Linked DNA regions of Homo sapiens: region 1 is linked to region 2. Evidence: chromatin contacts called from ENCODE Hi-C or POLR2A ChIA-PET data. All regions are on one chromosome and are shown on one strand. The core of a region is the stretch at or near the end of the contact, and the rest is flanking DNA. Distances in the headings are between cores, read along the strand shown. Region 1 overlaps CAST (calpastatin). Region 2 overlaps LOC105379091 (a long non-coding RNA gene).

Region 1 (5,155 bases), core at 398-2,897, 830 kb after region 2:
AGATTAACTTTTATTGTTATCAGGACTTGTATTTAGCATACACTTAAATTATGCCACTAAAAATGATACACCTCATTAGCAAAACACCCACCCAGTGAGATTTAGTGAGTTATTTGTAAATGTTCCCACACTTGCTATTATCTAAACTTTTGAAGGTTTAGTACATTGTGGAAAACCACACCCAGTTTTTTCTTGAACGTAATCATAAGAATCAGACCCTTTCCATGTTTCTTTTTTTTAACGTAGAAGTTACCCTATTTTTCTGAGATGGGATAGTTATAAAGAATTTGAACATCTCCCCACAAACCCTGTTCTGTCTTAAGAGCTGGGAGGGGCAGGGCATAACTGGGAAGTGGAGATGATTTAGCTATATGTTTATTGCTTTAGTATTTAACAGCAAACATGAAATTCTTTTTTTGGCTTTAAAAACACCATCCTCTCCCATTTCCATTCTTATGTCTGCTGTTTCTCTTTCTCACCATGCTTTTCTGACTCACTTTCCTTTGCCAGTTTCCTAAATGTGAGTTCTCCAGGGTTTGATTCTTCACCCCTTCCGTTCTCATATTTTTTACTTTTATAAGGTGTTGAACAAACGTAATTGCTTATTTCTTCTTTTGATGCCAGATTGGAATGGTTGTAACTCATAGCATTATCCCTTAAGGAATTACATACCCATGCATCATTTAGAAAAGCTGGGGGTAATAGCATAACTTGAAGCCTTTTATTACACAGTTATCATGGCACACACAGGCAAAATAATATTCTCCCAACACATTCTGAAAAGGCGTGACAGAGTGGTAGATAGAATTGGAAGTGAGAACTAGTGCTAGTTTTCTTGATTCTGGAAATAGTTAATTTGAAATTCAAAATAAGTGATAATTTTACAATTATTAAGAAAACTTTAAAGTTTTAAAAATTAAGTACTTAATTTGAAGCATATGTGTAAGCTATGTATTAGAGAATGGTTTCTATATATTGTAGAATTGTTTTATGAGAATGCTTACAAAATGAGGAATTGGGCCCTCAAATAATATCCCTTCTGCTATGCAGTTTTAGGTTTCAAAGATCTAATGCTCTTAAGTGATGTAAATTTTTCTAATTCAAAATAATTAGTGTAAAATATTTAGTTCTTAAAATTTAATTTTTGGTAAATCAGTAGTGAAGATGAGGCTGCGGAAATTATACGGACTCTTACTAAAGCCTATATGAAAATAGTTGTGATCCATAACCAGTCATGCAATTTTATTTCTGGAAGACTTGTCAGACAACTTCTATTTCACCAACCTGACTGTTCAGGTGAGGAAACCGAGGTTCAAATTGCATTAGGAATGTCTCTGTAGAAGACCATGCTATTAAGAAGATGTACTGGTTAAAGTTGTTAGTTCCAATTAGAACCCACTCTGACTAAGCCAAAAAGGAATTTCTTAAGGAACGGGGTAGCTGGTAGAGAAATCCAGGAGAGTACAGCAGAAGAAATCTAAAGCCTTACAGCAGTACTAATGCACAGTAACACTATGAGGCTTTCTCCTGCTGCCACCACAGCTCAGCTCCTGTCACATGTAGGACTGGGTGCCAGAACTCTGCCACTGACAATGCAGAAGACTCAAAATCCCTATTATAACATGGATTTCCTGGTGGGCAGCAGCCTGCACACGTTGCTCACTTCCCAGCTCATTCTTGTTTGGCACATCTGATTGGCCAGTGTAAATCACATGCCTTCACCCTGCTCCAAGGGAATCTGGGGGTGTGAGTCTTCTGGATCCTACTTTGGGAAGGCATGGACTGATAAGGCAGGAAATTATCAATATGTGGTGAGGTTTTTCAAATATGTGGCCTCCTGCTGAATGACAGATATCCATGACAAAGGAAAACAGGAGAATTACCTAATTGAATAGGAAAACTACAGATGACAAGTTATTCAGCAACATTAGGCCTTTCAAACAGAAGAAAGCGCAAACAACTTTCCTCCCAGCCTAGACAGGAGGAGATCTATGAAGGAATAAGCACCTATCAGAGAAATACTTTCGTGATTTGGGTCCTGAGTCTGCCATAAATAGCTGTGCTGACTTTGGCAACACAGCTCTCTTCCCAGGTTCTTACTTTTCTCATCTGTAATAGGAGTGAGGGTTTGGGTTAACTCTTCAGGTACTGTGGAGGGTATGCTGACATTCAGTGCCAGCATCAGCCCACAGTACCCTCCTACCACGTGTGGTTTGTGAGATGACTGTGTGTTAGACAAGAAAGCGTTTTTATTTTAATAATTATGCTTATATTTTAATGTGCTATAAAAAGTAAACTAGCACATCAACTCCTAATCCCATGGCTATTTTCATTTATAGTGAGGCTGAATTTAAGGTTAAAGTAAATCTACTTCTTTTAAATTAAGTAAACATAATATATCTATGGCAGGTTAAAAAATATTATATAAGTAATGTACAAATAATAACCAGGGCTTGAGAAATAAGATCCAGAGCAGTAATTCTCACCTTTTAATGTACATAATGAGTCAGTGTGGGTTTTATTAAAATGAAGATTCTGGTTTAGGAAGTCCAGGATGAGGCTGAGATTCTGCTTTTCTAACAAGCTTCCAGTGGATGTGCTGCTGCTGCTTTGGCAACCACATTTTGAGTAGCCAGGAGACTGAATAGTGCAGAATGTGGGTAGTTTAGGCTACCCATAACCTAAACATCAACTAGAGAATCTGATTAAAATGCAGATTCTCAGGTTTGAAGCCAAGAAATTCTGATTCGCCGGGGTGGGGGAAGAGCCCAGGATTTCATATATTTAATAGGCATTCCCAGGAGTTTCAGATGCAGATGATTTGAGAACCACACTGGCAGGAAGGACACCCTCAGGGATTGTGATGGCCACAGCACAGCAGTGGAACTACATTGTTTGCCTTCACTCTAAGGAAAGGAGCCTTTTTCCACCTGACTTACAGCAGAAGAATCTTGCGAAAAAAATTTTTTTTTTTTTTTGAGACAGGGTCTCACTATTGCCCAGGCAGGAGTGCAGTGGTGTGATCTCAGCTCACTGCAACCTCCACCTTCCAGGTTCAAGCGATAATCCTGCCTGAAGCCTCCCGAGTAGCTGGGATTACAGGCAAGCACCACCGCACACAGCTAATGTTTGTATTTTTAGTAGAGACAGGGTTTCACCATGTTGCCCAGGCTGGTCTGGAACTCCTGAGCTCAGGTGATCCACTTGCCTCGGCCTCCCAAAGTGGTGGGATTACAGGCATGAGCCACCATGCCTGGCCAGAAAATTTGTTTTATAACCATGTGATTACTCATCTGTACTCATCAGGAGCACAGAAATACATTCAGAGATAGGCATCATTGAGCTGCCTAACTCTGGAAGCTGTGGGGCCCAGGGCCCATCCCTATGGGGTGTGGCCCAAATTAGTCACCCTGTGCTGTTTTTGTCACAGGAGAAATTAATGTCAGTGAAACCTAGATGAGCTTTTAGTCTATTTTTAAAAAGGAATGACAATACTAATGATCAACAACAACAACAAAAAGGGATATATAAGCTATATATCAAGAAGAATTCTAAGTCCGGGTGCATGGCTCATGCCTGTAATCCCAGCACTTTGGGAGGCTGAGGTGGGTGGATCACTTCAGGTCAGGAGTTCGAGACCAGCCTGGCCAACATGGTGAAACCCTGTCTCTACTAAAAATACAAAAATTAGCTAGGTGTGGTGGTGCATGCCTGTAATCGCAGCTACTCGGGAAGCTGAGGCAGGAGTATTGCTTGAACCTGGGAGGTGGAGGTTGCAGTGAGCTGAGATCACGTGACTGCACTCCAGCCTGGGCCACATAGCGAGAATCCCACCTCAAAAAAAAAAAAAAATTATAAGGACAGGGTCTTCTGCTCTGGAAATGTTAGAATCTTAAAGTTGGAAGGGCTCTTATTTCACTAGATTTTTGACAGAAATAAAAGACAAAAAAAATAAGGTAGCTGTGAGGAGTACCTTGAAAGGTACATCAGAGGGCCCTAACTGCCTTGGCTGCCTGGTGGGGTACAAAGCTGTATGGATGAGTTCACCTTTTTCATGCCACTGGCCATCATTTGTCATGACTCGACACAGCACTGTCCAACCTGTCCTGAGGTCTGTGTTCCTCAAACAGTGACCAACACTACCTCCTTCACTCACACCCCAAGTTCAGGGTTCAGAGCCTTTAATGTGGTTGGTGTACGGCTTTTCATTTATTTTAAAATTTTTTATAATTATTTTCTCTAACTCTTATCATTCAATATTTATTAGTTGGCCTTCTATATGAAAGAGTGGCTTAACCCCTCTATTTATTCATTCATTTATTTACAGCAGTATAGACTCATGAATTTATATTGTATTCAATAGCTTCAAATCTATTCTAATTTTGAAGTTTGTAATATACTATAATATAAAGTAATCGGGTAGAATTCTTACTGTTAAACTACTCTTTAAAGAAATCCATTACACAGTTTTAACTGCATTTGCAAATCCCTGGTTGTAGTCATTACTAATCCACTTTATAGTTTCAAAAGAGGTCTTCGGGGGAGCATATTTGCGAAGTGCACCCACCGTCGTTGCCTTATTCTGGTAGTCACAGGGTGACAGCCGAGGGAGCGGTAACCTGTAATCAGCCGGCGGTGCGCAGCCCACACAGCACGTGGTCCGCATCACAGGCTGCGTTATTGAGTGAGCCAGTCTCCAGATGCCAGGCGCATGACGAGTCCACGGAGCGGGACCTCCCTCCCCACGCATCCCGGGCTCCCGGGGCGGGGCCGCCGGGCAGGGGGGCGGGGAGCATCCTGCGTCGCCTTCCCGGGACCGCCCCGCCCCGTCGCACTCAGAGAGCTGGGCTGGAGCTCCAAGCGGAAACCGCGGGAGCCGAGCCCAGCTAGGAATGCAGACCTCCTGAAAACCAAGCCGAGGACTGCGGGGTCCGGTGTCCACGCAGAGTGAGTACTGTCTTCCGCCGCTTTGCTCCAGGCCGCGCGTGCTCCCGGGTCTAGGGCCTGTGCCCCCGGCTACCTGCCCTGCGTGTCCGGGGCCTGGTCCCTGCAGCGGACTCCCCAGGCTCGGGACGTGCGCTTTTCCTACTATCGCGACCCTGGCGATACCGTGCGTTCTGAGTTTAACTGTGTTTCTTGGCGACTCCTCCTCCTT
Region 2 (5,291 bases), core at 171-2,670:
CACAGCTTGTCCCCAACTGGCAGGCTTCTATAGCATAAGCTTAATGGCAAGAAATGATAAAATTCATGTGAGATCTACAGCCAATGTATATTTGCTTTGTGTTTTTGCTAAAGTGACCAGATATTTCTACAACAGATAGTCATGGCTTTAGACTATTTGTCAAAATAAACTTTTAGAGTTGTCTTGACTTTGATGCCTTCTAGGCCCCTTGAGGGAAGCTGAGAAGGCAAGTACAAAAGTGGGCTAACAGCTACATAAAAATAAGCTAAGGCCCACATCAAGATGTGGTGTGAGGCTGGGCATGGTGGCTCACGCCTGCAATCCCAACACTTTGGGAGGCTGAGGCCAGGAGTTCAAGACCAGCCTTGGCAACATAGCGAGACCTGCTCCCTCAAAAAAACAAAACAAAACAAAACAAAACTGGGCATGGTGGCACACACCTGTAATTCCAGCTACTTGGGAGGCTGAGGTGGGAGGATCACCTGAGGTCAGGTGTTTGAGACCAGCCTGGCCAACATGGTGAAACCCCAGCTCTACTAAAAATACAAAAAAATTAGCCAGGCATGGTGGCATGCACCTGTAGGCAGGAGGATCGCTTGAACTCAGGAAGTGGAGGTTGCAGTGATCCGACATCATGCCACTGCACTCCAGCCTGGGTGACAGAGCAAAACTCTGTCTCCAAAAAAAGAAAAAAAAAAAAAAAGAAAGAAAAGAAATAAAGAATGAAAAGTGGCATGAGAGTAGGAGCAGAAAGAGGCAAGAAATATTTGGGCTCAGGCACCAAAATAAGCCCAGGCTAAACCAAGTTTCACAAAACTTCATCCCCCAGCCCCAAGCCTGGGGAACCACAGTGTGGGCACAGTGAACACGTTTGCAGCCACTTCCTCAGCATGAGCTGAGATACCACATAAGAAGAAATCAAAACAAAACCTACCTCTTTTTTTTTTTTGGCTTGAGGGAGCTAGTTTTATTTTAGGGGCTAAAAAGAGGAAAAGGATGTACTGATTTCCACAGTTAGGCAGTATCTGTACAGAATGTTTTAAGAAAGCAAAGAAGTTTAATAGGTGTTAGAAATAGTATGCTTTAACCTTTTCAAGTGGCATGGGTTTTAATTTTGGCATAACTTTTAAAGGAGACATTGCTATCTTTTTTTTCTTTTAATGTGTACAACTTATGCAGTAAATTATAAGGGTGTTGGCCAACACATTTTATATATATACATATATATTTGTGTAAAATATATATATGTAAATATTTTTCTGTTTTTGTTCTATTAGCTAATACATACAAAGAAGCTAGATACAAAAGCATCACTTCTAGAAAATAAAGGATACTAAACCAAAAAGATGATACAGCAGTGCTCATGCTTCCTTAGTTGTTTGTTGTTGAGTCACTTACATGGTTTTTCCAGACAAATGTCTGAGGGAACTATACCTGCTTTGATAAGGGTTGAGTCAAAAGTAGATGAAGGAACTGCTATGAATAGAAAAAAGGAAACTCAAGCTGCTGGTAAGCTTAGGAAATGTGGAAATGAGATCATATTCAGAGAACAAATTTACTTTTAGTTTTGAAATAACCCCTTCTCTGAATGGGTAAGTTCTATGTAGTCCAGCCTGTGGAAAATACTCAGTGATTAAGGGGCTGCCAGTGGCTATGGGAAATGGACTTGGTTGGCTTCTACTGGAGGTGGGGGTTTGCTGCTCCTCCTGAGAAATGGGGCTGCTAAGGAAAGGAGTCAGCTCTGCAGGTCAGGCCCACGGATTCTCAGTGTTCAATGCCATGTGCTTCACAACAGTCTGAGTGTGACATTCTCAGTGTTGCTTTTGATTTCTATGTTTCTGAGAAGCAGTTAGTCTCACATTGATCTCAGCTTGGTGGTCCCTGGGTTTAGTGGGAACTCCCCAGCCATGGTTAATACCATCCTCTGCGTCCGTGGTGACACTGGTTCATGGACTTGCCTCTTTCTTCATTCCCTTTTACAGAAGGCTGATGGTTAAAGTCCCAGCCATAATCCTACCCAGGAATATAGTTCCAAAATTTAACTATGGGAAAAACATGACCATAAGTTTCCCTAGAACTCATCTTTGCAGTGTTTTAAATGGAATTCTGGAACATTTGTGGTCTCTTGCTCCTGTGAAGAGGTTGTTTCCTGCTTTGCTTTATAGATGCCATTTCCTCCCTGGCGCATTTAAAAAACCACTGCATACAGCATTCTGGGAGCTATAGAAGGATTAAGAATGACCTTTAGCTGAGGAACGAGACAGCACAGCTACAGGAGATTCTGATCTATTTTCTTTTTACATGTACAGTGTTGCACCTCTATGGAAAGCACTGGCCAAGTTCCAAGCCAGCCTCAAGCAGACCCTAAATATTCCAAAGAAATAGCCTGCAGTCACTACAAAACTTGCCTAAAGACATGCCAGGGTAAAAACCCAGTTCAAATCTGCTAAAGGTGTCTCCCACTCAAAGGGTAGAGGGCAGGGATTTCTTTCTAAATGAGGGAACATAAGATAAGGTACACATTATGATAATACCATTTCCTACACTTGATAGTTTGAAAACCACTTTCACAATGGTTCTCTTATTTGTTTTTTGTGGGGTTTTTTTTGGCCAGGAAAGTACAGTGTACATCATTTGCTTTTTAGACATAAGGTTAATAGAACAAGAGCAATGATACAGCTAAAAGTTATACAATCAATTACATAACAGATATACTTAACAAGAGGTAAGAACTTTTTTTTTTTTTTTTGACACAGAGTCTCATGCTATCACTCAGGCTGGAGCACACTGGCGCGATCTCAGCTCACCGCACTCCACCTCCCGGGTTCAAGCGATTCTCATGTCTCAGCCTCTTGAGTAGCTGGGATTACAGGCTTGAGCCAACACACCTAGCTAATGTTTGTATCTTTAGTAGAGATGGGGTTTTACTGCGTTGCCCAGGCTGGTCGTGAACTCCTGACCTCAAGTGATCTGCCTGCCTCGGCCTCCCAAAGTGCTGGAATTACAAGTGTGAGCCACCGCTCCCAGTCAGAATATTTTTTAAAAAGTCTTTATATATGTTAGATAGTTAATACAACAGATAATGGCAATTAAGGAATGAAGCATGTTACGCAAGTAGACTTAATTTGGAAGGAAAATAAACATTTACAAAACAGCTACTATGAGCCAGGCATTGTGCAGGGATCTTGACATGCATTATTCCACTTGATCCTTACAGTAGGTTAGTAGTATTCGCTAATTTTCCAAAGAAAAAGAAAAAAACTCTAAAGTTCAAAGAACTCAGTGGTTACACTGAGGCACATGGAAATTGTACGATCTGAGAGGTGAGCCCATGTCTTGCCATTACACCACCCTACCTCATTACTTAGGATAAATGTTGCCCATGATTTCTTCTTTTTCCTTTTGATTTTACCATCCCTTCATCTGAATGTGATTACACTCATTTCACTCTTTATAGCTCCTTTCACCATCATCATCACTCTCATAATAACGGTGATCGTTCACTGACCTCATTTAATGCATCTTATTATAGTTATAGATTTCTCTTCTTACCCATGTTAGTTATACCATATGTTTCTTGAAAGTAGGTCTCAAGTCTTATTCATTTTTATATATTAAGCAGCATCTTACTACCATTTTACATCTATTCTCTTCCCAATAAGTGTTTTTTGAATGAACTAAGTGAAGCAAAATGGCATGCCTGCAGTCCTAGCTACTTGGGAGGATCCCCTGAGCCTAGGAGTTTGAAGCTGCAGTTAGCTATTATCATGCCACTACACTCCAGCCTGGGTGACACAGCAAGACCTTGTCTCTAAACAAAAAAGAAAGAAAAGAAAAAAACCAGAGCAGAAATGACTTTTTACAACAGACTGAGAAAAAGAGGACACATTTTTGTTTGTTACTGGATCATCATAACAGTCATGGTCAGTGAGTTAGGATGATAATCTGATGAAACCGATTTGCTCACGAGTGTCCTTTAGATTCTATTCCCATCCTGGCAGCACTTCTTGGGTACCATCCAGGACCTGCTGTCCACAGCCTCCAGCCTGAACCTCTTGCCTTGACCTGTTCATCCTGCTTCATCCTGTCATGCTCCAGACCAGATGGGCCTCCAATGTCATTGCTTGGTTTCTGGTTTCCATCTCTACCTCATCATTTGGACTTGATGCCTGACAGAGCTTTGGATTCTCCTCTCCTGTTGGTTGTCTCAGGACCGTTTGGAATGCTCTTCTGGGGACACTGATTTCCCATGCAGTGAAAAGACACAGGCTACATGAAACTTTTCTTTTCTCCTTCCTTCTTCCTTTCTTCTTTCTTTCTCCTTTCCTTTCCTTCCCTTTCCTTTCCTCCCTTTCCCCTTCCCCTTCCTTTCCTTTTTTTTTGGACAGTCTTGCTCTGTCGCCAGGCTAGAGTGCAGTGGTGTGATCTCAGTTCACTGCAACCTCCACCTCCCAGGTTCAAGCGATTTTCATGCCTCAGCCTCCTGAATATCTGGGATTATGGGCACGCACCACCACATCCAGCTTATTTTTGTATTTTTAATAGAGATGGGGTTTTGCCATGTTGGCCAGGCTGATCTCAAACTCCTGACTTCAAGTGATCTGCCCTTCTTGGCCTCCCAAAGTGCTGGGATTATAGGCATGAGCCACCGTGCCCGGCTAGCCACCACGCACGGCTGATTTCTGAAAAAAGGAACTTATAACCTTAGGTCACTGGTCAATTTCCACAGCAGTACTTAGTGATCAAAATTTACTATTTGTGGATTAATTTACAACTGGCACCAGTGATTACTCAAAAATCAGAGAACAACACTTTTAGCCTAGGGTGGTGAAGAACATGGACTCTGTGGCCAGACTGCCTGGGTTCAAAGTCCAGCTCTGTGACTTACTAGCTATTAATAGCTGTGTGGCCCTAAGAAAGTACTCAACCTTTCTGTGGCCCAGCCATACAATGGGGATAACATTTGTAGGTTATTATGAGGAGTAGCTGACTTAATTATTTTCAAAGTGCTTGCAGCAGTGCCAGACGTACAGCGAGAACTATATAAGTGTTTGTTAAAGAAAATGTTTGCTTTCTCTGTATTCTTCTCCTGGGAATACTTGGCTCTGACATTCACAAACTGTTAGCCCCTTGAGGGCAGGACTTTGTTTTGTTTACTGTGTTATCCTCAGTACCTAGAATGGTGTCACATGGGAAATGTGCCATAACTATTGGTTTTAATGAATGAATGGGGATTCTGGAGGCAAACCATCACAATCATAAGAGTTGATTATTTATTAGTCCTGTCTTCT

The links. A loop is a pair of places that touch in the nucleus more often than their neighbours do. ChIA-PET counts read pairs that join two places held with the same protein, here RNA polymerase II (POLR2A). Pooled maps may share reads with other maps.
Region 1: a loop to region 2 is called in a pooled map, with 5 times the contacts of the local background. The contact joins two enhancer-like sites. A Hi-C loop is called at or near these places in 1 of 37 single-sample maps with no recorded cell type and 9 of 50 pooled maps. POLR2A ChIA-PET finds 5 or more read pairs at or near these places in 1 of 52 experiments (T-cell).

What each region holds. Positions count from the first base shown.
Region 1 is chr5:96,697,969-96,703,123 of GRCh38, forward strand. All of the region lies in intron 3 of CAST (calpastatin), which reads left to right. Among named protein-coding and RNA genes, the nearest start is that of CAST, 38 kb to the left of the region's middle. RefSeq lists a silencer at 4,708-4,837 and an enhancer at 5,077-5,155. Within about 2 kb of position 1,648, at least 2 of the 41 ENCODE cell types and tissues checked have a DNase peak (open chromatin) inside an H3K27ac peak, as active enhancers do.
Region 2 is chr5:95,868,756-95,874,046 of GRCh38, forward strand. The region is part of intron 1 of LOC105379091 (a long non-coding RNA gene); the gene reads left to right. Among named protein-coding and RNA genes, the nearest start is that of LINC01554, 19 kb to the left of the region's middle. Within about 2 kb of position 1,421, at least 7 of the 41 ENCODE cell types and tissues checked have a DNase peak (open chromatin) inside an H3K27ac peak, as active enhancers do.